4 separate regions of the Homo sapiens genome follow, and regions 1, 3 and 4 are each linked to region 2. A link is a contact called in ENCODE Hi-C or POLR2A ChIA-PET data. All regions are on one chromosome and are shown on one strand. The core of a region is the stretch at or near the end of the contact, and the rest is flanking DNA. Distances in the headings are between cores, read along the strand shown. Region 1 has its middle 68 kb from the start of ZNF217. Region 2 holds the start of BCAS1 (brain enriched myelin associated protein 1). Region 3 has its middle 160 kb from the start of ZNF217. Region 4 has its middle 110 kb from the start of ZNF217.

The links. Hi-C counts contacts between places; a loop is a spot of excess contacts on that map. ChIA-PET counts read pairs that join two places held with the same protein, here RNA polymerase II (POLR2A). Pooled maps may share reads with other maps.
Region 1: a loop to region 2 is called in a map of GM12878, with 3 times the contacts of the local background. The contact joins the enhancer-like site here to the promoter of BCAS1 in region 2. A Hi-C loop is called at or near these places in 2 of 168 maps with a recorded cell type or tissue (GM12878 and astrocyte of the cerebellum), 11 of 37 single-sample maps with no recorded cell type and 7 of 50 pooled maps. POLR2A ChIA-PET finds 5 or more read pairs at or near these places in 2 of 52 experiments (activated CD8-positive, alpha-beta memory T cell and activated naive CD8-positive, alpha-beta T cell).
Region 3: a map of PC-9 shows a loop between it and region 2 (3-fold over the local background). The contact joins the enhancer-like site here to the promoter of BCAS1 in region 2. A Hi-C loop is called at or near these places in 2 of 168 maps with a recorded cell type or tissue (Calu3 and PC-9), 7 of 37 single-sample maps with no recorded cell type and 11 of 50 pooled maps. POLR2A ChIA-PET finds 5 or more read pairs at or near these places in 3 of 52 experiments (MCF 10A, activated naive CD4-positive, alpha-beta T cell and endothelial cell of umbilical vein).
Region 4: a loop to region 2 is called in a map with no recorded cell type, with 3 times the contacts of the local background. The contact joins the enhancer-like site here to the promoter of BCAS1 in region 2. A Hi-C loop is called at or near these places in 1 of 37 single-sample maps with no recorded cell type and 10 of 50 pooled maps.

What each region holds. Positions count from the first base shown.
Region 1 is chr20:53,658,909-53,665,066 of GRCh38, forward strand. No RefSeq gene overlaps it. Among named protein-coding and RNA genes, the nearest start is that of ZNF217, 68 kb to the left of the region's middle. RefSeq lists enhancers at 1,304-1,363, 1,374-1,433, 2,354-2,413. Within about 2 kb of position 1,288, at least 19 of the 41 ENCODE cell types and tissues checked have a DNase peak (open chromatin) inside an H3K27ac peak, as active enhancers do; they include GM12878, where a contact is called at or near this core.
Region 2 is chr20:54,067,800-54,074,019 of GRCh38, forward strand. BCAS1 (brain enriched myelin associated protein 1) reads right to left here and starts at 2,795. Exons shown (of 13, transcript NM_001366298.2): 1 at 2,634-2,795. It overlaps MIR4756 (microRNA 4756), which reads right to left and starts at 686; the gene lies at 609-686. RefSeq lists an enhancer at 1,514-2,388.
Region 3 is chr20:53,749,910-53,756,745 of GRCh38, forward strand. No RefSeq gene overlaps it. Among named protein-coding and RNA genes, the nearest start is that of ZNF217, 160 kb to the left of the region's middle. RefSeq lists enhancers at 879-1,380, 4,669-4,718, 4,749-4,828. Within about 2 kb of position 1,927, at least 20 of the 41 ENCODE cell types and tissues checked have a DNase peak (open chromatin) inside an H3K27ac peak, as active enhancers do.
Region 4 is chr20:53,705,158-53,711,357 of GRCh38, forward strand. No RefSeq gene overlaps it. Among named protein-coding and RNA genes, the nearest start is that of ZNF217, 110 kb to the left of the region's middle. RefSeq lists enhancers at 2,846-2,895, 6,156-6,200. Within about 2 kb of position 3,219, at least 10 of the 41 ENCODE cell types and tissues checked have a DNase peak (open chromatin) inside an H3K27ac peak, as active enhancers do.

The sequences.
Region 1 (6,158 bases), core at 38-2,537, 410 kb before region 2:
GGTTTTTTTCCTTAGACAAAGCTAGGTTTTCAAGCCAAACAGTACACAGCTGTAGAAAACAGTCACTTAAAATTTCAAAAGGTTGCTCTGTATGTGTAATTACTATTATTATTATTATTTCAGACAGAGTCTTGCTCTGTCGCCCAGACTGGAGTGCAGTGGTGTGATCTCGACTCACTGCAACGCTCAAGGGATTCCCATGCCTCAGCCTCCTGAGTAGCTCGGTGTAAAATTACAGGCATGTGCCACCACGCCCGGCTAATTTTTGTATTTTTAATAGAGATGGGGTTTCGCCATGTTGGCTAGGCTGTTCTGGAACTCCTAACCTCAAGTGATCCGCCCACTTCGGCCTCCCAAGGTCCTGAGATGACAGGTGTGAGCCACCTTGCCCGGCCCCGTATGTGTAATTATGTATCTACTTTTATTCTTGATGTTGTTTATAAGTACATTCCCTCTTGTTTTTCTTACTCATTCTTACCAATGGACTTAAACTTAATTTTATTGGACTTTACAAAGAATGAGTGATTTTTTTTTTTTTTTTTGAGACGGAGACCCCGTCGCCCAGACTGGGGTACAGTGGCGCAATCTCGGCTCACTGCAAGCTCCGCCTCCCGGGTTCACGCCATTCTCCTGCCTCAGCTTGCCGAGTAGCTGGGACTACAGGCGCCCCGCCCGGCTAATTTTTTGTATTTTTAGTTTAGACGGGGTTTGTTTCACCCTGTTAGCCAGGATGGTCTCCATCTCCTGACCTCATAATCGGCCCGCCTTGGCCTCCCAAAGTGCTGGGATTACAGGCGTGAGCCACCGCGCCCAGCCGAATCAGTGATTTTACTGATCAAAAAGTATTGGTTGTTTTTTATTTATGTGACAACTTCCGCTCTTAAGTTTATGAATTCCTTTGTATATTAGATTATGGAAGTGTCTTTAAGAAATAAATACAATTTTAAAATATCTATCTACAGGTAATATCCACATCTCTATGTCTATCGATAGAGAATAACATTTAGGGAAACGGAGAGGGGAGAGGGAGCTAGAATGGAAAGGGCACCTCACAGATGATTTCTCCCCTAACAAATTTTTGTTTTGTTTTGTTTTGCTTTGAGATTTTACTTTTTTGCAAGAAGAATCTATTTAGGTATTAGTTGAATTTTTCATCGGTCAGGTCCAAAGAACAAGGGGGGGTGGGGAGGGGACGGCGGGAGAGTGTGGCAGGGTGTGGGCGGGGCAGGAAGAAATGGGGGCCCACCCTGAAGGCTTTCTTAGGTCCTTTTCTCAGCCATTTTCCTCCTTCCCCAACCGGAGAATTGCCCCGCGTGTGCAAGGAGCGGCGTGCCTCCACGCAGCAGCAACAACAACAGCCGCGCGAGTGGCCGCAGCGTCCACGCCGCCCGCGAGTGGCCGCAGCGTCCACGCCGCCAGCGCAAAGTCGGTGCGCACAGCCTGGCGCGAGTTCGAAGCTGGAGAGGGCTGTAAAATAGATTGGGGGGCGGGGGAGACCACGTGATTTTCTGGAACGCTGGCTCGCCTCTTTATTTTGATTCTCGAGTAAACTTACAATCCCCAAAATGCGTTGAGGGCATCGGAAAGAGTAAAGTCACGTTCCGCTGGAAAGGATCACTTCTTAAGTTCACATGAACCTATTCTTTGATCCTCCTTCATTGCTGCTTAAGATTTACTTCTCTTTCAAATCAAATAATGTGTTTCTTTCTCATTCTGAGAAAAGCTTTCAAGATGTGATTTCCCTTTTGAAACACTTTGAAGTCTTTCCCCAGCACATCCTTTCTTAAAGGGATTTGGTAAGAGGAGATAGGCCTGGAGGCCAGGGCATTTTAAAGTCACTTTCCAAATACCCTGTGTTCCCTTAAAGAGTCTTGAATTGAAACATCCCAGCTGCTGGAAGACGTTTCCAAATGTGACTCTGTGGCTGCAACACCCTAATGTCTTCTCTCCTAGGACCCTGGTGGGTCATAAAGACAGACAGAGCAGAAAGGAAGCCTTTAGTTTTTTAAGTAAAGCCACTTCCATGGGCTTCCTAAAACAACAAGGATTCTCACATTTAGTTAGTCCTCTCTGTTAGGACATCAAGGGAGAAACAGCTGAAATCCAGGGCTGAACATTTCCTGGCGCGGCTAGATTTGAAGCTTCCAGTATGTGGAGTATCACCTTCATTCCCTCTGGGGGCGTCTATATGGTTTGTGCCAGGTGGGAGCACCTGCCCCGTGGTGGCCAAAAATACTGACAGCAATTCAAGCTTCTCACTTCCGAATGAGATGTTTGTACACGAAGTGACCTTTAATTGTGTCTTAGAAACTCATGTCAGATCAACATGTGGTTTCACTTATTCAGGAGAGGTTATTACATTTCAAGCTGTTTTGTGTTAGTTTTTAGCATTTAAATGAAGTATTTTCTCTTTCATATATTTGATGTGGCTCAAAGAAGCTTGCTTCTTTTTCTTTTTTTTCCTTCATAGATTTTATTGTTTGATTAGATCTTTTTGTCAAGTCAGATCAAAGATGGCTTTTCCTTTCTTTAGGAGAGAGATCTTTTATGAAAACAAATCAATAGAACAGATTTCACAGTAAAGAGGCATTTTGTTTAAAAGATTTTGAAAAGAGGAAAAAGATTACAATGAGGGTAGAAGAGAGATGTTTTTATTTTTGTATTCTATTTGTCTGTCAAAGAGTTAGATGAAAGCAAATACTTTGGCATTCTCAACTTCAGATTTACTGTGGGGAGGCTTTGCAGACTCAGCTAGATAGACACATCCTTATAGAAGAATTCACTTTACCTTTTAGCATCTGGGAATATCCGAGAGCTGGTGGCTCCTCCCTACCTATCCCTGCTCCCTCCTAAGATGATGTAGATGCTGGATTCTTGGCTTTTTGGCATCTTTTTCAGATGAACTCCTTCACATGCTTCAAGAGAAAATGCAGGAGTTTCTAGATAGCATTCATGTTTTTGTAGCAACTTTTAGTTCCCTCTATCCAGGGGCTACCACAGTATATTGAAATGATGTGTTTACTTGGTGGCTATGCTGCTCTTTAGGGGCAGGAAAGGGCTGGTTCACCTTGTCCCTCTCCCTGCTTGTCGGAGCTCAACAAATATTTGTCAATCTGAACTGAACAAAGGCAGAAATGTGGTCAGTATTCCCTGTGCTATTTCTTTTTTTTCTTTTCTTTTTCTTTTTTTTTTTTTTTTGGGATGGAGTTTCGCTCTTGTTGCCCAGGCTGGAGTGCAATGGCACGATCTCTGCTCACCGCAACCTCCACCTCCTGGGTTCAAGCAATTCTCCTGCCTCAGCCTCCCGAGTAGCTGGGATTACAGGCACGCACCACTGTGCCCAGCTAATTTTGTATTTTTAGTAGAGACAGGGTTTTTCTCCATGTTGGTCAGGCTGGTCTCGAACTCCCGATCTCAGGTGATCCTCCCGCCTCAGCCTCCCAATGTGCTGGGATTACAGGCATGAGCCACCGCACCCAGCTCCTTGTGCTATTAAAAAAAGATAATTAAGATTATATTGGGAGTATTTGGCAGTCACCAGGTAAATAACATCTGTAAAACATCATAGATGGAATATATGGATGCCTCTAGACAGCACTTATTATCTCACTCAATATGTGTTTTTCTTATCTGTCTCTTTTTTTAAAATTTTTTTTTTTTTTAATTTTTTGTAGAGACAGTGGTTTCACTGTGTTGCCCAAGCTGGCCTCGAACTCCTGGGTTTAAGCAATCCTCCCACCTTGGCCTCCCAAAGTACTGGACTTACAGGTGTGAGCCACTGCACCCAGCCAGTACCTGTCTCTTCAGCCTAAAATGTCTGCTCCATCAGGGCAGGATTTTGTGGTAAACATTTAGAACAATGCCTGAGACATAGCAATAGCTCAGAAGTTATTTGAAGCAATCTACACATTTCCTCTTTCCCATTTCCGGGCATGATGAAGGGGTAAATTAAGAACAGTCATCCAAATAATTCAAGTAAAAGACAATCTTGAGGCCGGGTGAGGTGGCTCAGGCCTGTAATCCCAGCACTTTGGGAGGCTCAGGTGGGTGGATCACTTGAGGTCAGGAGTTTAAAACCAGCTTGGCCATCATAGTGAAACCCTGTCTCTACTAAAAATACAAAAAATTATCTGGGCATGGTGGTGTGCGCCTGTAATCCCTGCTACTCGGGAGGCTGAGGCAGGAGAATCGCTTGAACCCAGGAGGCAGAAGTTGCCGTGAGCCAAGATCGTGCCACCGCACTCCAGCCTGGGTGACGGATCGAGATTCTATCTCAAAAAAGAGACAATCTTAAGTGATTTGCCAATCCAGAAACCTCAGTTGTGTGGTTGCTACAATTCTCCAGTTGCCTTGGCTGTGAGTGAGGACTTAGGCATCCAGAGAGTACATCATGTATATAATAGTTGATGCCTCTCCAGTGCCCCAAACAGTATTATCAATATATCTTTTGTTTTGTTTTGTTTTGTTTTTGAGACAGAGTCTTGCTCTGTTGCCCAGGCGGAGTGCAGTGGCATGATCTTGGCTCACTGCAACCTCCTGCTCCCAGGTTCAAGTGATTCTCCTGTCTCAGCCTCCCAAGTAGCTGGGATTACAGGTGTGCACCACCACACTCAGTTCAATTTTCTATTTTTGTAGAGACAGGGTTTCTACAAAACCTGTCTGGCCATGTTGGCCAGGCTGGTCTGGAACTACTGACCTCAAGTGATTTGCCTGCCTTGGCCTCCCAAAGTACTGGGATTACAGGTGTGAGCCACTGCCCCCCGCCTCCAAACAATATATTCTTTATTCATTCAAATAATCAGGCAATTCCATGAAAACAATCAAGAAAATGCATTGGGCCGGGTGTGGTGGCTCATGCCTGTAATCCTGCACTTTGGGAGGCCAAGGCAGGAGGATCACTAGGTCAAGAGCTTGAGACCATCCTGGCCAACATGGTGAAACCCAGTCTCTACTAAAAATACAAAAATTAGCTGGGTGTGGTGGTGCGCGCGCCTGTAGTCCCAGCTACTCAGGAGGCTGAGTGAGGCAGGAGAATCGCTTGAACCCAGGAGGCGGAGGTTGCAGTGAGCTGGGATCCCACCACTGTACTCCAGCCTGGTGCCGGAACGAGACTCCGTCTCAAAAAAAAAAAAAAAAAAAAAAGCATTGATTTTTGTATCAAAGTATCCTGAAGAATTGCTGAAACAAAAATTTTAAAGTATGTCTTTTTCTCTCCATTTCTCCTAACACGCTTCAAAGGGTGGATGCTTAATAGAACTTTCTTGACTTGACCCCAGCCAAGGAAATTTAAAAAGTCAAAGCACTTGGTGTGTAGGATATAAGCTCCTTAGTGCCTGAAACCCAGTGAAGTCCTGCTCTCTGCTGTAGCTTACACACCTGGCAGAATGCCTGGCATACAGTGGGTGTTAATGAATGAATCGTGTCTGTCTCAGCTACTGTTTTATAGATTGAACTTTAGGTACCACTTCAAATCTTGAAAAGTTCTGGGAGAAATTTCCCCTGCATTTACAATGTAGTGGTTGAATGGCTAACCATTTAATTTGAACATTTAGGCGGCCACCTTGTATGCGCAATTAAGTTTCCAACCACAGTTTTGCTTGTTAATTACATATGGCCTCTGTAATTAACAACATGTGTGAAATACACCAGGCTTTTGGTAATAGAAGAAGCAACAAGGAAATATATATGTATATTTCAGAGAAATGAGCATTGAAGGAATACTGGGAGTCAAAAACAAAAAAATCAAAGCAATTAGATAGTGTTTTCCCCTTGTTTACAGCCAAGGGCCTCTGATAGCAGGTGTAGGCTCTGGTAAAAAAAAGAAAAAAGATTTTTTTTTCTCAGGCCAATGCAGTCTGGCCAGCCTAATTTATTTACTCAGTGCATTGGTTAGCTTTTTTCAATTTTTCAAAATTTTTTTTCTTTTTTTTTGTTTGAGACAGAGTCTCACTCTGTTACCAGGGCTGGAGTGCAGTGGCAGAATCTCGGCTCACTGCAACCTCTGCCTCCCTAGTTCAAACGATTCTCCTGCCTCAGTCTCCTGAGTAGCTGGGACTACAGGCGCTCACCACCACGCCACCACCACGCCTGGCTAATTTTTGTATTTTTAGTAGAGACGGGGTTTCACCATGTTGGCCAGGATAGTCTCCGTCTCTTGA
Region 2 (6,220 bases), core at 1,545-4,044:
TTAGTCACCAAGTAAACAAGCAACACCTTCGATCAATGCAATGGAATGTAGGTAACCCAGGGGCCCTCCTCACTGCTCAGCTGAGGGTGACGCCAACATGGCCAGGCTGGCACACCCAGCAGAACCAGCCCTCTGCCCCCAACATCAGTAAAGACCTTGCAGGAGGAAAGAACAACCCCGCTTTGCCTGCCCCACAGTCCTGCAGCTCCATGTGTGTGCCCGCACAGTGCTAGGAACACGGCAGCTATTATCAGGAGTGCCAGGTACAGTGCTACAGGTTGCCTCCTGTACAAGGGGACACAGGGAACTGAAATCCAGTCCTCACTGAACTGCCCAAGCCCTGATTCCTGGTATGGGACTTTGTGGGTCCAGGGGCAGGGGTGCCTTGATCAAAATCACCTTGGATGTTTTAGGGCTGCTTGGTGATTGATGTTTTGCTTTCGGAGTACTTAATTATGTTTGCACAAACGGATGGTAATCCTAAAAATCTTAGAGCTCGCTCTCATAGTCTTATTATTGCACCAAACATTGTTAAGTGCATGATAATCGCAGGTAATTTTAATTGGAGGCTTACTATGTGCCAGGCAGCACCAGGGTGAGCATAGCAGGACACAAAATATAGGAAGGCAACCATCTCTGGTGCAGAATCGGCAGCAGAGAGTGAGCGCCTCCCTGCATTTTATCCCCCAGGTGCTCACTGGCTTCACCCTTGCCCTGACCCTGGTGCCAGGCACTTCACACACATTGTCTCCTTTTCCCTTGCAGAGTCCCATTATTCCCTGATTGCACAGATAAAGAAACCAAGGCTGAGCAATGCCATCCCCTCATCTCACGAACGTCACCTCCATGAGGGTAGGCACCTTACTAGTCCTACTTGCCCAAGAGTAGCAGTCAGAAAGCTACGGGGAGGCACACCTGGGGTTTGAACCTGGGTCCACGTGACTCAGGCACTCAAATCCTGAACTGCTTCAGGGCAGGGCACTTGGCTTGAAGAGAAGCTGCAGACACAGAGACAATCAAGTCACATCTAATACTCCAGCAGGACAGATGAGCCTGCAAGGTGCAAAGGTACCCCCGCCCCCAACCCAAAGCCTTTTTCAATTCCTCTCCCTCCACATCTCTTGTCATGGTAAAGCAGGCAGAATCCATGGGCTTTAACGGGCCCATTGCTTTTCCCAAAGCTCATGCCTTTTTCCTAAAAACAAAACCCTTCTGGGTTCCAGAACTCTTTGGAAAAAAAGAATCTTCTGTGATTTGGGACATTGGTTTGTTCCCCCACCCTCACTTAAATGAGAAACTACTTTAGCATGCCCCGCCCCGTCTGTTGTCTTTATTTAGGAGGAAGCACCCTCTACATACCCTGAGTATATACACCCAGGGCCTGAAGCTGCTGTGATCAGCTCAGGATCCCCAGGAGGCTGAGGCGGATCAGGCCCTGGACTCCGGGGGAACAATGTAAGGGACACCAAAAAGCTCAGCCATGGAGATGAATAGTATTTTAACATGAAATTTGTGAAAATCAAAATTACCGCTGTTCCTGATCTTATCTTTCTGTAACATGTTCATAGTTTGTTCATCACGGGTGTCTTGCCATTAATTCTGACTTTTAAAAATGTTGTGTTAACATACCGTTTATCTCCATGACTGAGTTTTTTGGCATCCCTTACATTTCGTGCCCAAGGTGAGAGTCTCACTGGCTGCACCCTCATCCCAGGCCCGACTGGACTCCAGTTCCACAGCATCCTTTCCATGAGACCTGGAACCAGATGCAGCTCCCTCTTCACCCAGCTTCATGTTCCTAGTTGTAAAATGGAGACGATGGTAACAGCGAAAACAAGAACCACAGCTAAGAGTTACTAAGTGCACAGGTATTTACGGGCAGTAGAGTCCTCTCAGCCCTTTGATCTCAGTACTGTTATTAGGTTCACTTTACAGATGAGGAAACTGAGGCCCAGAGGGCTGAGGGAACCTGCTCCAGGGCACCCAGCCAGCCCAGGGTGGAGCTGGGGCTGGCATCTGGCGGTGTGGCTGCAGCGCACCCGCATTCTAATCGCAATGACTCTTCCAGGCAGGAAACTGGTTCAGAGGGAGATGTAAACAGCAGGGGTCCTGAAGCCAGGATTTGAATCAGCAGCTGCCTCATAGGGTGGTCTTGAGCGTTAAATAAGATTCACAAAAGGCACTCCACAAGTCCTTTTTCTTGTCCTCCCACTTCTTTAGGCAATGCCTGAGGTGAAGGCTCAGATTCCACTCGGCTATGGGGCATTCTTGCCCTGACGGATCCCCAAATCACACAGCCTATCCCTCCATCCAGTGACTTCTCCCCATGTCCTGTGCTTGAAATGACCCTCAATAGTTCCACCAAATAGGAGTTATTTATGTGGCTATGCGCCTAACACTGACCACATTGTCATTTGCTCCTTGTAAAACTAAAAACTTTGAGATGAGTGCTATCTTTGGGTCCATTTCACAGATAGTGGAACTGAGGCTTACACATATCCAAGGCCACACAGTGAACAGAAGGCAGAGCTGGGATCAAACTTGACCCTGTCTGACCCCTGGCCTCTATATGACACCGTCTACCACAAACAGCAAACCCTCCAGCCATGCCTAAAGGATCTGAAAGCAGTTACCTGCTGAGCCCCTGTGGGAGTATCTTCAGTCCCCTCGTGTCACCCGGAGCTGCTCCTGCACAGGGTCCTGGGTCTCCAGTGCGTGCTGCCCAGTGCCTGGCTGTCGGTGGAGCCTGGCTCCCTGCACTTTGCTTCCTTGTGCAGAGCCTGCTGGCTGAATACACAGAGCAGGGCAAACACAAGCCTGGGTGGAGTCCTCCCTTCTCCCCGGACCATCCTGCAGAAACAGGTTCTCTTCCTGATGTGGGGCTGCCCTCCCAACTCCAATAAAAACTGAGCACCTGACTCCTCTCGCATTAATGCCTCCCTGGCACCCCAAGTATTCTACCCAGTGCCCCTCACCTACTGAGGCTGCCGGGTTGACCTGGGGAAGCAGTTTCCTTCCCCAGTAACCGTAGGTCATGGTCAGAGCAGGGAAAACACGTTCTGTGAGATTTTGTAGTTCTGTCTGCTGACTTCAGAACACCACCTCCACCACCACCTAACCACCTAATTGGAAGGAAATAGCTTCTCATCCACTCAACTACCCCTAGTCATGTAAACCTTATTCCCAAAGGGGTTTGGACACCAGAAATCAGGTAACCTGAGGGTGGTTTATTGCTCTGGAGACATACCATGATGTTGGAAAGGGCATTCTTTTTCTTTGCAGGCCAGAAATTCGACAGGCTATGCAATTTATTTAATTCAAGCAAGGATGTTGTTTAAAGTGTCTTACAAGGACATATACAATAGATTATGAGAGCATGAAATAACATGTAACAAAAGAAGATTGAAGAACAAAATTTGGAACATCAAATGAGAACAGGATCAAAAATAAATGCTCTTGTTGATTTACAGACTTGCTATGAAGGGTTTGCAGATATGGCTTTGAGCTTCCTAACAGCCAATGCAAGAAAGGAAACTTGATAAGTTACACTACTTAGTGCTCTGGAGAAGACATTCAAGAGAATTGCGACCAATAATTATTGTGGTTTTATTCAACAGTATACTCAGCTTAACCCCTATCATGAATACTTGTCAAGCACCAGGCTATATATATAAGCCAGAGTTTAAAGAGGTGAGTAAAAGATGCTGGGTCTCTACCCTTCTTGCACTCAGTGTCATTGGACATAGAATCCTGTAAATATAAACATAGAATTACAGGGTGTGATTCTCATTATAAAAGAAAAGCCAAGGCAGCTAAGGGAGAGAAATAGAGAGAGCTGGGGAAGGCCTCTTTCAGAAATCAACATTTAAGAAAAAAAATACTATTTAAATAAATGCTGAATACACAACCAGGCACACCGTAATTAGGGTTGTAAAGTCGATTCCAGCTCAGCACTGTACATGTCAATCTGGAATGTAGTAAACCCAATTATTAAGCAGCTGCCATGCACACGCTCTGTGCTGACCCAAGCCTGGAGGCTCAGGAGCTTGAGCTCTGGCCCTGGGTTGAGACAGACAAGGGCTCGGATCTTGATTCTTACTGATCGGCTGTGGAATTATGAGCAAGCTACTGTACTTCCCTAAGTCTCTGTCAGCCCCCTCAGCTGTGTGCTCCTTTGTGTTTATTTTGCATCTATTCTTGTATCCCCAACTCCTGGCACCCTGCAAAACGAGGATGGGGATCCCTCTATGATAGAGTAGGTACTCTGCAACTCCTGGCTGATTGGACTTGTTCATTCTTTTTTTTTTTTTTTTTAAGACGGAGTCTTGCTTTGTCATCCAGACTGGAGTGCAGTGGTGTTATCTCGGCTCACTGCAACCTCTGCCTCCCAGGTTCAAGCAATTCTGTTGCCTCAGCCTCCTAAGTAGCTGGGACTACAGGTGTGCACCACCATGCCTGGCTAATTTTTGTATTTTTAGTAGAGGTGGGGTTTCTCCATGTTGGCCAGGCTGGTCTGGAACTCCTGACCTCAAGTGATCCACCCGCCTCAGTCTCCCAAAGTGCTGGGATTATAGGCGTGAGCTAACACTCCCCATTGTCTTGCTCTCTTTTAAATTATACATGGCAGTAACTGCCATTTGGATGGCATTAGTCTTTGCAAAGCCTTTTGTGTTTATCCGTCCATTTCATTTATGTCCACAGTGAAATTAAGATCTTTTGCTCCCATTTTACAGAAGAAAAACATAAGGTTTAGGGATATGAGTGATTTAGGAGATTAAGAAAAATCATTCAGGTGGGGGCACTCAGCAGTGTGTCTGGCAAAACGTAGACCATCACCAAGCATCAGCTGGTGTAGTCAAGGGTGTTGATGAAGGATCTGGCAAACTGTAGACCATCACCAAGGATCAGCTGGTGTAGTCAGGAGTGGTGATGAAGGGTCTGGCAAACTGTAGACCATCACCAAAGATCAGCTGGTGTAGTCAGGAGTGGTGATGAAGGATCTGGCAAACTGTAGATCATCACCAAGGATCAGCTGGTGTAGTCAGGAGTGGTGATGAAGGGTCTGGCAAACTGTAGACCATCATCAAGCATCAGCTGGTGTAGTCAGGAGTGGTGATGAAGGATCTGGCAAACTGTAGATCATCACCAAGGATCAGCTGGTGTAGTCAGGAGTGGTGATGAAGGGTCTGGCAAACTGTAGACCATCACCAAGCATCAGCTGGTGTAGTCAGGAGTGGTGATGAAGGATCTGGCAAACTGTAGATCATTACCAAGGATCAGCTGGTGTAGTCAGGAGTGGTGATGAAGGGTCTGGCAAACTGTAGACCATCACCAAGCATCAGCTGGTGTAGTCAGGAGTGGTGATGAAGGGTCTGGCAAACTGTAGACCATCACCAAGCATCAGCTGGTGTAGTCAGGAGTGGTGATGAAGGGTCTGGCAAACTGTAGACCATCACCAAGCATCAGCTGGTGTAGTCAGGAGTGGTGATGAGGCAGGACCGGCTACATAATCTGCTGAACCCAGTGCAAAACAAAAACGATGAGCCCTTTGTTCTAAAAGCAGGGAAAAGTACCGTTAAAGGTATGAAACATAAAGCTGTTTTCTCTCCTTCCTGGTCTCTTTCTCTACCTGTCATGTATTTTACTTATTATTTGAAGTCATTCTAAGGGAAGAAAAAATAAAAATGTAAGTGATCAGCGTGAGTTTTGCCATCCGTCTTTAGATCAAGCCATGCTGGTTTGAAATGCAATGAACTCGAGGGCAGAATCACCAAAATCATACGACTTGTATTTTGTAGTTAGTTACGGGGCCCCCGTAGTCTGTTCTCACTAAAACAGTGTAAACGCTGCATAGAAGTCATCATTCAACTGTTTTTACTCTACCTCTGGATACTCACCCATTCTACTAATGCTCTCTATCTTCAGTTTATTGATGAATAAGGAAAAATCAAAAGAAAAAGAAACTCTAAGCTGCCCTATATTTCTGTCTTGCTATGTTATCATTTTCAGCACAAGTGGTTGGCCCTTACAGGGAGGTAACCTGGGTAAGAAAGGCTAGGATAGGATTCTTTTGTTGTTTGTGTTTCTTAGAATGTGCTGCCTTTTTTCTGTATTGAAGATAATTTCTGATTTGCGTGGAAAGCCTGGACTCTTGGGGTGTCAGTGCCTCCACATACTCAATTGCAGCTGTAACTCACATGTGTTTTACTTGCTTTGAGGC
Region 3 (6,836 bases), core at 677-3,176, 320 kb before region 2:
TCAATTACATCTGCAAAAATCCTATGTCCAAGAAGGTACCATTCTGAGGTTCTGGGCAGACATGAATTTTGGGAGTAGCAGGGAGACTCTATTCGGCTCTCTACGCCTACTAATAATCTTTATTTATTTTTATTTTTTTGAGATAGAGTCTTGCGCTGTCACCCAGGCTGGAGTACAGTAGTGCGATCTCAGCTCACTATAGCCTCCACCTCCCGGTTTCAAACAATTCTCCTGCCTCAGCCTCTCGAGTAGCTGGGATTATAGGCAGCCGTCACCACACCTGGCTAATTTTTATATTTTTAGTAGAGACAGGGTTTCGCCATGTTTAATGTGAGAAATATTTCATGCCTGTAATCCCAGCACGGCCTATATTTCTCACATTTAATGCGACCTTTGTATGTTTCTTTCCTTTTTTTTTTCCTTTGAGATGGAGTCTTGCTCTTGTCACCCAGGCTCGAGTGCAATGGCACGATCTCAGCTCACTGCAACCTCTGCCTCCCTGATTCAAGCGATTCTCCTGCCTCAGCCTCCCAAGTAGCTGGGATTATAGGCGCCCACCACCACGCCCAGCTAATTTTTGTATTTTTAATAGAGATGGGGCTTCACCATGTTGGCCAGGCTGGTCTCGAACTCCTGATCTTGTGATCTGCCCGCCTTGGCCTCCCAAAGTGCTGGGATTACAGGCGTGAGCCAGTGCGCCTGGCCAGATCTTTGTATGTTTCTTTGTGGATATATTGATGTATCAGATGGTACAGGGAGTGCTGCCCCGACCCCGCTGGAGGTGCAATGTAATATCAGATATAGGCACCGCATTACATTTCTAAAATATAAAAAGTGTAGAATTCCAAAGTGTATTGGGCTATAAGGGTTTGGATAATAAATTTGGATGTATATTTTACGTCATTTTAAAGCTGAGGAATAGAGACACTAAATACCAGCGCCGGTGAGTGACAGTGCCTGGACTGGAATCCAGGGATCGGAGTTCTGAGTTGAGTCTCTAACCACTAGGCTCTCTTAAGAGAGGTAGACTGATGCTTATTAACTGCATGAACGAAGGAGTAAAGGAGGCTGACTGGGCCTTGTTCCAATTCCTGGGCTGTTTTGCCTGCTGCTAGGGAGATTCCTATCTTTCTCTGGCAGAACATCTTTCTAAGCCCCGTGCTGCAGCTGTAAGTGTGCGTGCGAAACATGCATGGACACACACCACACACACACAGACTCACACCTTGGAGAGGAGCTGCATGCTGTTATATTTCCTGGAGCTTTGTGGCTGCCTGTTGTTTCAGCGATCTCATCTTTATGAATGAGGCGACAGAACCCACTAGTAACCAGGCGAGGGAGTGAAAACAGATGCTTTTCCAGCCAGGCAGGGCTGTGCTGAGCAGTTTGTCACTGGTTAAACCTCTGTCTCCATCAAGACACACTCCCTGTAAAAAATGATTACCGTTCTCTCTCTCTGACTTTAGGAACTGCTCCGGTCCTGAAAACTCAAAGTCACAGCTAACAGGAAAAGGATAATTTGTCTGTTGGATACTTAGACCAGAATAAGGCAATGGGGTACAGTGATGCTATTTCTGAAAGTGTGAAGGCCTAATTTCCTCCAGCCAAGAGAGGAAGTGAGCCTGCTTTGCGTGCTTGAAAGCTTCCTTGAGAGGAGGTGAGGTTGCCTCTAGAAGGCAGTGGAAAATCAACGTGGTTTTAAGTGAGCAAAAGTCTTCAAAAAAGCCTCAGGAATAAGATAGGCTATAGGTTTGGCCAAGGACAGACCATCAAGCAATATTGTTGATTGAAACACAGTTGTAGAAAGGTGAATACTGTATGATTTCCTCTACGTTTAAAAAAAGGACATGTATCTGCACGTGTGTGTGTGTGTTTAGATGTGTAAAAATATTTAAAAAAGGACGAGAAGAATACTCTCTTACCATTAACACAGGAAGTAAATAAAAAATGGGGTGGGGGTGGGGAAAGCCATGTCAGAGGGAGAGAAGGGTGAGTTTCTATTTTCAGTCATATATACTACAGTGTTTTTCCTTTACTTCTGTAATCTAAAATAAAAATAAATAAAGTCAACTGGCAAAAGCAAACACCCAAGCAAACAACTACATAATAAACAGAAAGCCCTTTAATTTCTAAGAATCAGGAGGCTTCAGAACATGAAAGAACTTCCTGGTTCGAGGCATTCCTCGTGAAATCATGTTTGGAAGCCAATCTGGAATTCTACCCCGCCCGGAACGAGGTAGACTCCATAAAGCAGTATTGAAATTTCCCTGTTGAACAAAAAATAAATGTTTGATGCTTTCTCTCGACCTCTGTTTAAAGTTATTAACTCTTCTTTTATTTAACTTTTATTAAAGTTATTAACTCTTCTTTCAGCTTACTGCTGTGGTGGTGTGTGTGTGTGTGTGTGTGTGTATGTGTGTATGTGTATTTAAAGCATAGGAAACATCCAAATGACTAATGTTGTTTACATTCTATTCTTTAAAATACACATCATACTAGATGAAAGCATAAAACAATATCTTTAAATATTAAAGAAAAACAATCCTGTTTAAAAACCAGCCTCTTCCAGAGCCTAAGAGAGATACACTAGGCCCTTGAGGATGCTTGAGACTGTGCGCAAAAAAATTGGGGTCTTTGGTTACTCTATTGTAAAACAATCAGGTTGCATTCTGGCTTTTAGATTGTTTTAAGTGAAGTTTCACTACTTGCTTGTTACTTTTGTTTAACTTATTCCTTATAAATTGGGTTAAGTAGAAAATAGGAAGAGAAAGAGGAGCCCAAGGAAGGTGGTGATGGTAGGTAAAGCTGGGAACAGGCACCCCCCTTCTGCCTCATCTCCACTTGCAGGGACACCAGTAATTCAACAAATGGTGGCTGCCGGCAACACCTCCGGTTGAGAAGCTTTCCTGGTTATGAACCTGAAACAGGCTTTTCTTAGGAGAAGAGCATACTTAATTACTGGAATCTCAATCACATGCGCTGAAAGAATAAATGACCAGCATGGGCAGATTTTGATTAAGACTTGTCAAGGGGGAAATGATTTTCTTAAGTTTGGGATTTTTAACTTTATAAGATAGTCTTCTTGTTGGCAAAATTCGTCAGTGTCTCTGGGGCTTTCAGGCTACAGGATTGTGTTAGAAACAGTCTGTGTGCCATCACCTTTTAGAATATGTCCATATTAAATGAGGCTCAAACAAAAAACATTTTGTTTCTATATATCAAATAAAATAAAGAAAAGGTCCTTTGAAAGCTTGATCGAAACGTTAGGTTTTGTTACTGTCCTTTTCAAAGCACTATTATCATATTATTTCTTATTCGATTCTCTTAGCAACCCGGGAGGTTGTCAGAGTAAACAATCTTCGTGTTATAGATGCGGGAGAAAATGCATAAAAGGCTAACTCATGCATGTAAACAATTGGTCAGAGAGTTTAGGATTCCTAGTCTGTTTTACTCAACCTTTCAGTGAGGGCGAGTATAGTTCCTAGCAGGTTGTATTCAAGCATCTCCTCCAGGATTCATCTTGTACTAAAAGTTATGGAAAAAATCTCGATAAGCTCAATAAAATATCCAGAGAGGAGGCTTACTTAAGCACAATGCACCCCAAATCCTTACTTAAGACTTTTGGGAAGGGATTCATTTTGCCTTTGTCATCAGGTACGTGCCAGAAGCATTTGTAAGTCTTGCCAGGAACTTGACTATTTTTGCTTTGTTTATTACCTGAGCTGGTTGTGCAGCTGTTGGTCTTAGAGAACCGTACTAGATCCCTGCGAGTGGGTGGCAATGTGATTCTGCAGACACAGATAATAATTCTAGACAATCGTAGGCTCCGTTTATTCCAGGGATGTGCCCTTCATTTACAGAAAGAAGCCTGAATCAGAGAATGGAAAACAACTATGACACAGCACAGCAGGAAACAAAAGAACGGGATTGGTTCTTATTCCCCCCACCCCCGCCCCACCCTGCTTAACTTTTAGACTACGTTGTCTTAAATGTAGACTTTGATCTAAATGTTGAGTCCCTTTTCATTACAACAGTAATTCAAAAGGCAGAATCTAGATATGCCTTTTGATGATCTGTTGGTCTTTGCTTAAGGGAAAACAAATAAAAGTAACCTGGGCCAAATGCAAAACATGCAAATTAGGAATTCTGTCTCTCTCTCTCTCTCTCTCTCTCTCTCTCTCTGTGTGTGTGTGTGTGTGTGTGTGTGTGTGTGTCTGTGTGTAGCAAATAATGGGTTTCTAGCATGTGCAAAAGTGATGTAAAAATAACAACAATAATAATAATCACAGCTCACATATATGTCAGGCACTATTTTAGGTGCTTTACATTGCTTTACAAGTATTAATTCATTTAGTGCTCACATCAGCCCTATGAGGTAGATGCTGTTATTATCCTCACCTTATAGTTGGGAAAACTGAGGCATAGAGGGGTGAAGAAACTTATTGAAGTCTGGTAAGGAAGAAAAACTCAGTCGCCATCCTTGCCTTGGTGATACATGCAAACATACCCTTAGGCATGGATTCATTCCATTTTAAGCTGGCTGCCACCAACACAAACCCATTTGAGAACTCTGTGCTAATTAGAAAAAGAGGATCTCCCTCCACAGCCCAGGGCAGGAGCTGCCTTTTTGGGTTGATGGCGTTGAAGGGGATCTTCAAGAGCTCTGCGTGGCAAGCGGAGGCAGGGCTAAAATGCAATGGACTCCTTTCTGTTGGCTGGGAGCCCTGGTGTGGGGCCATACTTCCTGTTTGTGGTGATGCTGTGGCTCCCACACACACTAGTTGTGAGACTTTGGGGAGGATCCTCAATGTCTTTGAGTCTCTGTGTCTCCATCTAAAAAACTGGCATGATGCTGCTGAGCTCACACAAAGGCTTGTGATGAGGATTAAAGGTTGAATTGTATATGAAGTACTTGGTACACAGGAAGCACCAAGAAGGCAAAATTAAGCATGTGATAGAACCAGGCCAGAGTTTTTGGACTGGGTCATAAACTCCTTCATGGGAGTTTATTGGGGGGCAGAGTAGCCATTGGAGACTCATTAAAAAATACCATGGACTACATATCCCAGAAAAGGCACCGGGGTTTTTTTAGCAATGGATTATGTCTTCACTCAGTTTTTAGCATGGAAAGATGCTGGTGCTTGAATAAACTGTACCATTAAGCTATGTCCTTAATAAACTATCTTTCTCGAATTATGGTCTTGAGAGCCACGTATTGAAATAAACAGAGTGGATACCACTAAACTGGGGAATTGCTTTCAGAATGCCTCACTTGAGTCTAAATGGGCTTACAGATATTCTATGTGACGTTAATATGCCAGTGGGAAGTCACATGCCCCACATGTGCAATGAAGAATTGCCATTTAAAGTTGTGTGACTGTGGACACATTTCTTTTCTTTTCTTTTTTTTTTTTGAGACAGAGTCTCACTCTGTCGCCCAGGCTGGAATGCAGTGGTGTGATCTTGGCTCACTACAACCTCCGCCTCCTGGGTTCAAGTGATTCTCCTGCCTCAGTCTCCCAAGTAGCTGGAATTACAGGTGCACGCCACCACGCCCGGCTATTTTGTATTTTTAGTAGAGATGAGGTTTCTCCATGTTGGCCAGGCTGGTCTCGAACTCCTGACCTCAAGACATCCACCCACCTCGGCCTCCCAAAGTGCTGGAATTACAGGCGTGAGCCACTGCACTCAGCCACATTTCTTTTTTTGAGACCAGGGTCTTGCTCTGTCACCCAGGCTGGAGTGCAGTGGCACAATCATGGCTCACTACAGCCTCAACCTCCTGTGCTCAAATCATCCTCCCACCTTAGCCTCCCAAGCAGCTGGGACCACAGGCATATGCCACCACACCCGAATAATTTTTATATTTTTTTGTAGAGACAGGGTTTTACCATGTTGCCCAGGCTGGTCTCAAACTGGGCTCAAGGGATCTGCCCGTCTTTGCCTCCCAAAGTGTTGAGATTACAGGCGTGAGCCACCATTCCTGGCCTGGACACATTTCTTAGCTATGCTCTGCATTAGCTTTCTCATCTGTAAAATGGGATAATAACAGTTTCTCCTTCGTGGGCTTGTGAGGCTTACATAAGAAAGATCCATGTGAAATGTGTGGCACCATTAATGGCAAATAATAAGTGCTCAAAAAATGCCAGCTAGCTTAGTTAATTGATTATTATTATTAAATGGTATATAAACCTAAAGGCAATATTGTCATTTTCAGATTCTCTTAAATTCCTAAGTTTAACCCCACAGGAAACTATACTCAGTAGACACACAGTAATTTGTTGGCCTGTGTTGTTTCTCCTGCCTTCTTTGAGGATGCAGTATTTTTTCTTCTACCACTAGATGAGTGTAAAGTTTTGTTGCAGACTTGTACATCAGTGTCTGTCACTAGGAAGAAGCTCCAGGGCAGAAGATCAGTTGGCATCTTTAATTGCTTAAATTACTGGGACTGAAGCTCTTGGACGCCCAAAAGCCAAGGAGGAATTTTCCTGCTTGTCTTAGCATTTGGCTTGGCTTTGCTTTTTCCGCGTGCATCAAAGGCCAAGATCTAGTTTGAATGTGGAAAGTTGATGACAGTCAATAAAAGGATTTCTCTCCCCCGCTGCTTATTTGGTGAGTTAAATGCTTAGGTGATGCATCTCCAGTATATACCTTTCTATATGGTGAATGAGTTTTCCCCCTGAGTCCTGGAGAGCTGGCTGGATTAGCAAAGGTCACTTTCAGCTTTGCTGAGGTAGAACACCCACGCCCCTCTATGTAGCACATACTCCTGGGTGCCTCCCTGCGGGTTAGATTGCCTTGGCTGCCTGTAGCAAAAACTACCAAATGGTGGGTTA
Region 4 (6,200 bases), core at 1,969-4,468, 360 kb before region 2:
AAGGAGAAGAAGGAAGCAAATAAAAAGAAACCATAACAAACCTCACATTCTGGCTTAGAATAGATATGTGCACCAATTATATTTTTCCCCTCTCCTACCAAGCCTTCCATCTGTAATTCTGCTAGTTAATATTCAGAGAGAGAGACTTAGGAAAATATAGTTTGGAGTTTTCTTTGAAGGCAAGTCTTCCCTTTAGAAGTCCTGATAAAATAAAATTTCTCTATAACTTTTTGTATTTTTATTTTATTTAATTAATTTATTTATTTTTGAGACGGAGTTTCACTCTTGTTGCCCAGGCTGGTGTGCAGTGGTGCAATCTCAGCTCACCGCAACCTCCGCCTCCCAGGTTCAAGCATTTCTCCTGCCTCAGCCTCCGGAGTAACTGGGATTACAGGCATGCGCCACCATACTTGGCTAATTTTTTGTATTTTTAGTAGAGACAGGGTTTCTCCATGTTGGTCAGGCTGGTCTCGAACTCCCGACCACAGGTGATTCACCCGCCTCGGCCTCCCAAAGTGCTGGAATTACAGGCGTGAGCCACTGCGCCCGGCCTTTGATTTTCTTCTTATTATTATTTTGAGACAAAGTCTCGCTCTGTTGCCCAGGTTGGAGTGTAGTGTCATGATCCCAGCTCACTGCAACCTCCTCCTTCTGGGTTCAAGCGATTCTCCTGCCTCAGCCACCCGAGTAGCTGGGATTACAGGCGCCCGCCACCACACCCAGCTAATTTTTGTATTTTTAGTAGAGACAGGGTTTCACCATGTTGGCCAGGCTGGTCTTGAACTCCTGACCTCAAGTGATCCACCCACCTTGGCCTCCCAAAGTGCTTGGATTATAAGCGTGAGCCACCATGCCTGGCCAAACTTTCGTATTTTTAAATCATGCTTGACACTGAAGCCAAAATAAGTTCCTTTTCTGGGTGTATTTTTATTGTAATGTCCAAGGATACACATGAATAACTGCACATAATTGTAGGCTAGACCAATATTAGGCAAGCTGCATTCATACATCTCTTTCCTCAAGGCTGTGTTTGCTTGAATTTTCAAATTCTTGGTCACAATGAGTAAGTCAATTTTCCTCATGCGACTTCACCTTACAAGCAGGTAAGTTCTTAACTATATGCAACATTTGATTTCACCACATGTATGACTTTTCTAAGATTGTAACTCAGGCACCAAGGCATCATCAATTGAGGATAAAATTCTTTTGGAAACTCAAAATATTTCAGGAATCTTAAATATTCTACTTACAGATGGGATAAAATGTGTTCTCTGTCCATGGAACCAGAACATGTGGTGAGCACAATTCCCTGAAAAATAAAAATAAAAAACCCACCCTGTCTCTACATTCTGTGCATTTTGCTGTCTGTATGTTCTTGAATTGAAAGATCCTCTCTACCAGTTCTGAGAAGCAATTTGTTATTTTCCTCTAAACCCCTCGGTTGTGGCGAGACTTTCCTCCCAGCTGAATCGGTCTGCTGCAAGAATGTACTTGCGTGATACTTAATCCCTTAGTGGGAGCCCAGATAGAGTTTCTTGCCAGAACTAGAGATTGCCCCTTTTACAAATTCCCCTTTCTAAGCAAGCTATGATAACCCACATTTGGGGCCTGCAACATCCTTTCAGTGCATTTTTAAACAAGAGAAAAGGGCTCCATCTTGTATCATAAATTACAGTAACATCCTTTCTAACCACAGAGGTGCAGTTCACATGAGCAGAAACAGTCTATTTCAGGATCTCATGGGTAAGCTGTATACCCATGAACAACTGTATAAAGTAACTGTTTATAACTCCTAGACCAGTGGCACTCTGGTTAACTGGTTCTAGTGGGTGGAGGCAGAGGAGTCTTGGTTGTGTTTGTCAGTTTCCACGGTGTAAATATTCCCACCATGTCTAATTTTAGACTGCAGTCTGTGAGGATAGAGTTGAAAAGACATGTGCAAAATCAGCTTTCCAGAGCCAGTACAAAGAGTTCTGATGCACCACATTCTCAAACCTTCCTTTGACTTGAGACCCAGAACCGAAATCTCTTGAAACAGCAGCATCCTATTCTTTCTTGGACAAAGTTAACAAAAATGAGGTTTTGTTACAACCATGATATCTTGTCTCCATCACAAAACCCCAGAGGCCTTGCTAATTCTTTCCAAGTAACAGAATTTACCTAAATTGTGCCAAAGTTAATATTAAACCTCAATCACTGTTCTGACCCAGGGCATAAACATCCTGAGAAATCAAATGCTTTTTTGTATTAAATACATGTGTACGCACACACACAAGCTCACACACACATGCGCACACATACACACACAAACACAAGCACACACATATATACAAGCACACACACACACAAACACATACACACAAGCACACACATATATACAAGCGCACACATACACATGCACACAGGCTCAAACACACACATGCACATACACGTACACATGCATTCACACATTTACATACACATATACACAGGCACACAATACACACCTGCACACATACACACACATATACACACACAAAGCATCTCATTAGTGACTCCCTGCTGTGAAAGGAATTTTATTTAAAAATAATTGTCACATGTACTTTAGGACTTGTAATTATTTTAACAAAATGTTCTTGTCATGTTGATGACATTCTAATGACATGTTATTGGTATTTTTGTTCTCCAAATGCGAATGTTTCCCAGGAAACTGACCAGTGGGAAGGAAGGTGGGTGGGGAAGTGAAAGTGTGTCAGAAACTGCAAGTTAGAGTTCTGCTTAACTCAGTTTAAGTTCTAGGGTGACTAACATTTTCTAGGGAGGAAGAGCGTTCTGGTTTCTTAGGAGTAACTGCAAACCCCTTCTCTGGGATCCTCTGAGCTTCCTCTGCATCCTGAGCAAATGCTTGTGACACAGAGTTGGTGCTTTTGATTTCTTTATCTGATTATCCTATTAGATCAGGCTCTTCATCAAGTAGCTGGCTTCTTTATCTCTTTAACACTCTCCAGTGTCCAGAAAAGTACCTGAATTTGTGTGTGGAACAAGTGACATGACTTATTTTCAAAATGAAAATGATACCATTGAGATTTCAAGATTCAAATGAGCTCATATTTTTTATGAATTCATCCTATGCAATTCAGCCCCTTTTAAGGTCTCTACCGTGGCAGCCAACTCTGTTGAAAGTAGCATGGGAGAGAGTGGTTTTTGCAGATGGCTCAAGCAAATGACAAGGGGGTGATGTGTGGGTTAAAGGCAGCAGGTTAATAGTGTGGGCAGAGAGAGGAATGTGGAACGGAATCACAGCTTTGTTGTGGCACTGAATCGCTGTGAGCATTGGTTTGCTCAGCTGTAAACTAGGCTCACATCTAAAGCCTAAAGACGTTGTAAAGATTAAATGAGATAATACGCATGGAAGGCTTAACAGGCTGACTGGTCCAGGGTCATTTTCACTCAACAAATGTAGTTCCTGTCCCTGCCTTCCTCCCTCCACCAACTACCTCTTTTTTTTCAGTTAAGTGTGTTTTTAAAAATTGTGGTAAAATATACGAGACAAAAATCTACCAGTCTGACCATCCTCCCCTCCCCTCCCCTCCCCTCCCCTCCCCTGTCTTCTTTTCTTTCTTTTTTTTAACAGGGTTTCACTTTGTTGCCCAGGCTAAAGTGCAGTGGCATAGTGACAGCTCACTGCAGCTTTGACCTCCCCAGGCTCAAGCCATCCTCCCATCCTAGCCTCCAGAGTAGCTGGCACTACAGGCATGTACCACCATGCCCAGCTAATTTTTCTATTTTTTTTTTTTTTTTGTAGAGATGGGGTCTTGCTATGTTGCTCAGGCTGATCTCTCAAACTCCTGGGCTCAAGCAATCCTCCCACCTCAGCCTCCCAAAATGTTGGGATTACAGGCATGAGCTACCATGCATGGCCTCATTGTAACCATTTTTCAAGGCATGGTTCAGTGACAGTAAGTACATTCACCTCATTGTGCACCCACCACCACCATCCATCTCCAGAACTTTTTCATTATTCCAAACTGAAATGCCATCCCTGTTAAACACTAACTCCCCGGCCAGGCATGGTGGCTCAGGCCTGTAATCCCAGCACTTTGGGAGGCCGAGGTGGATGGATCACAAGGTCAGGAGTTTGAGACCAGCCTGGCCAATGTGGTGAAACCCCGTCTCTACAAAAAATACACAAATTAGCCAGGCGTGGTGGCGTGCACCTATAGTCCCAGCTACTTGGGAGGCTGAGGCAGGAGAATTGCTTGGACCCAGTAGGCGGAGGTTGCAGTGAGCTGAGATCGCGCCACTGCACTCCAGCCTGGCTGACAGAGCAAGACTCTGTCTCAAGAAAAACAAAACAAAACAAAAAAAACACACTAACTCCCATCCGCCCCTTTCCCACCTCCTGGCAACCTCCACTCTACTTTCCGTCTCTATACATTTCACTATTCTAGGTATCTCATATAAGTGGAACCATACAATATTCATATTTGTCCTTTTGTGTCTCGCCTCATGCACTTAGCATAATGTCCTCAAAATTCATCCATGTTGAGGCATATATCAGTATTCCCCTTTTTTTTTTTTTTTTTGAGACCGGCTCTCACTCTGTTGCCCAGGCTGGAGTGCAGTGACACAATCACAGATCACTGCAGCCTCGACCTCCCGAGCTCAGGGCTCAGGCAATCCTCCCACCTCAGCCTCCCAAGTAGCTGGGACCACAGATGCACACTGCTACATCTGGCTAATATTTCCTATTATTTTTGTAGAAGGGGATCTCCCTGTGTTGCCCAGGCTGGTCTTGAACTCCTGAGCGCGAGTGATCCTTCTTGGCCTCCCAAAGTGATGGGATTATAGGCGTGCCACCACACCCAGCCCAGAATTCTATTTTTTAAGGTGGAATAATATTCCATTGCATGTATATATTACATTGTGTTAATCTGTTCATCTGATGATGTACATTTGAGTTATTTCCACATTTTCACTATTGTGAATAATGCTGTGGTGAGTCCTGGTGTACCAATATCTGTTTGAGCCACCTCCTTTTTCAAAAGTGTGTTTGACAGTCTTGGACTCCATTCTTTTTTTTTTTTTGAGATGGAGTCTCGCCCTGTCGCCCAGGCTGGAGTGCAGTGGCGTGATCTCGGCTCACTGCAACCTCTGCCTCCCGGGTTCATGCCATTCTCCTGCCTCAATCTCCTGAGTAGCTGGGACTACAGGCGCCTGCCACCACGCCCGGCTAACTTTTTATATTTTTAGCAGAGATGGGGTTTCACCGTGTTAGCCAGGATGGTCTCGATCTCCTGACCTTGTGATCCGCCTGCCTCGGCCTCCCAAAGTGCTGGGATTACAGGCGCGAGCCACTGCACCCGGCCTTGGACTCCATTCTTACCTAAGACATTGATGGTATGTGTTCCAGAACAGCCTCCAATCTCCCTCCTTAGGATTCCTTGAGTCCAGGAGTTCGAGACCAACCTGACCAACATAGCGAGACCCTGTTTCTACAAAAAATAAAAAATTAGCCAGGCCAGGCACGGTGGCTCACGCCTGTAATCCCAGCACTTTGGGAGGCCGAGGTGGGTGGATCACCCAAGGTCAGGAGTTCGAGATCAGCCTGGCCAACATGGTGAAACCCCATCTCTACTAAAAATACAAAAATTAGCCAGGTGTGGTGGCATGCGCCTGTAATCTCAGATACTCAGCAGGCTGAGGCAGGAGAATTGCTCGAACCCTGGAGGTGGAGGCTGCAGTGAGCCGAGATTGTGCCACTGCACTCCAGCCTGTATGACAGAGTGCGACTTCTTCTCAAAAAAACAAAAATAAATAAAATACATAAAATGAGCCGGGCATGGTGATGCATGCATATAGTCCCAGCTACTCGGGAGGACTGAGGTGAGAGGAGGATTGCTTGAGCTCAGGAGGTCGAGGCTGCAGTGAGCTATGATTATGCCACTATAATCCAGCCTGGGTGACAGAATGAAATCCTGTCTCCAAAAAAAAAAAGAAAAGAAAAATCCAGAAAACCCCAACCCACCCTTTTCCAAGAGGGCTTCCCTGTTTCCCTTACCTAAAATGGCCCCCCTCTGTTATTCTCTAGCCCTTGATTCAGCTTCAGTTTTCTCATGAGAATTACCAGCATCTTATGGTAACGGATTGCAACGGGGTAGACCCCATCTAAATAACAGAAAATATTAGCCTGGTGTAGCAGTGTGTGCCTGTGGTCCCAG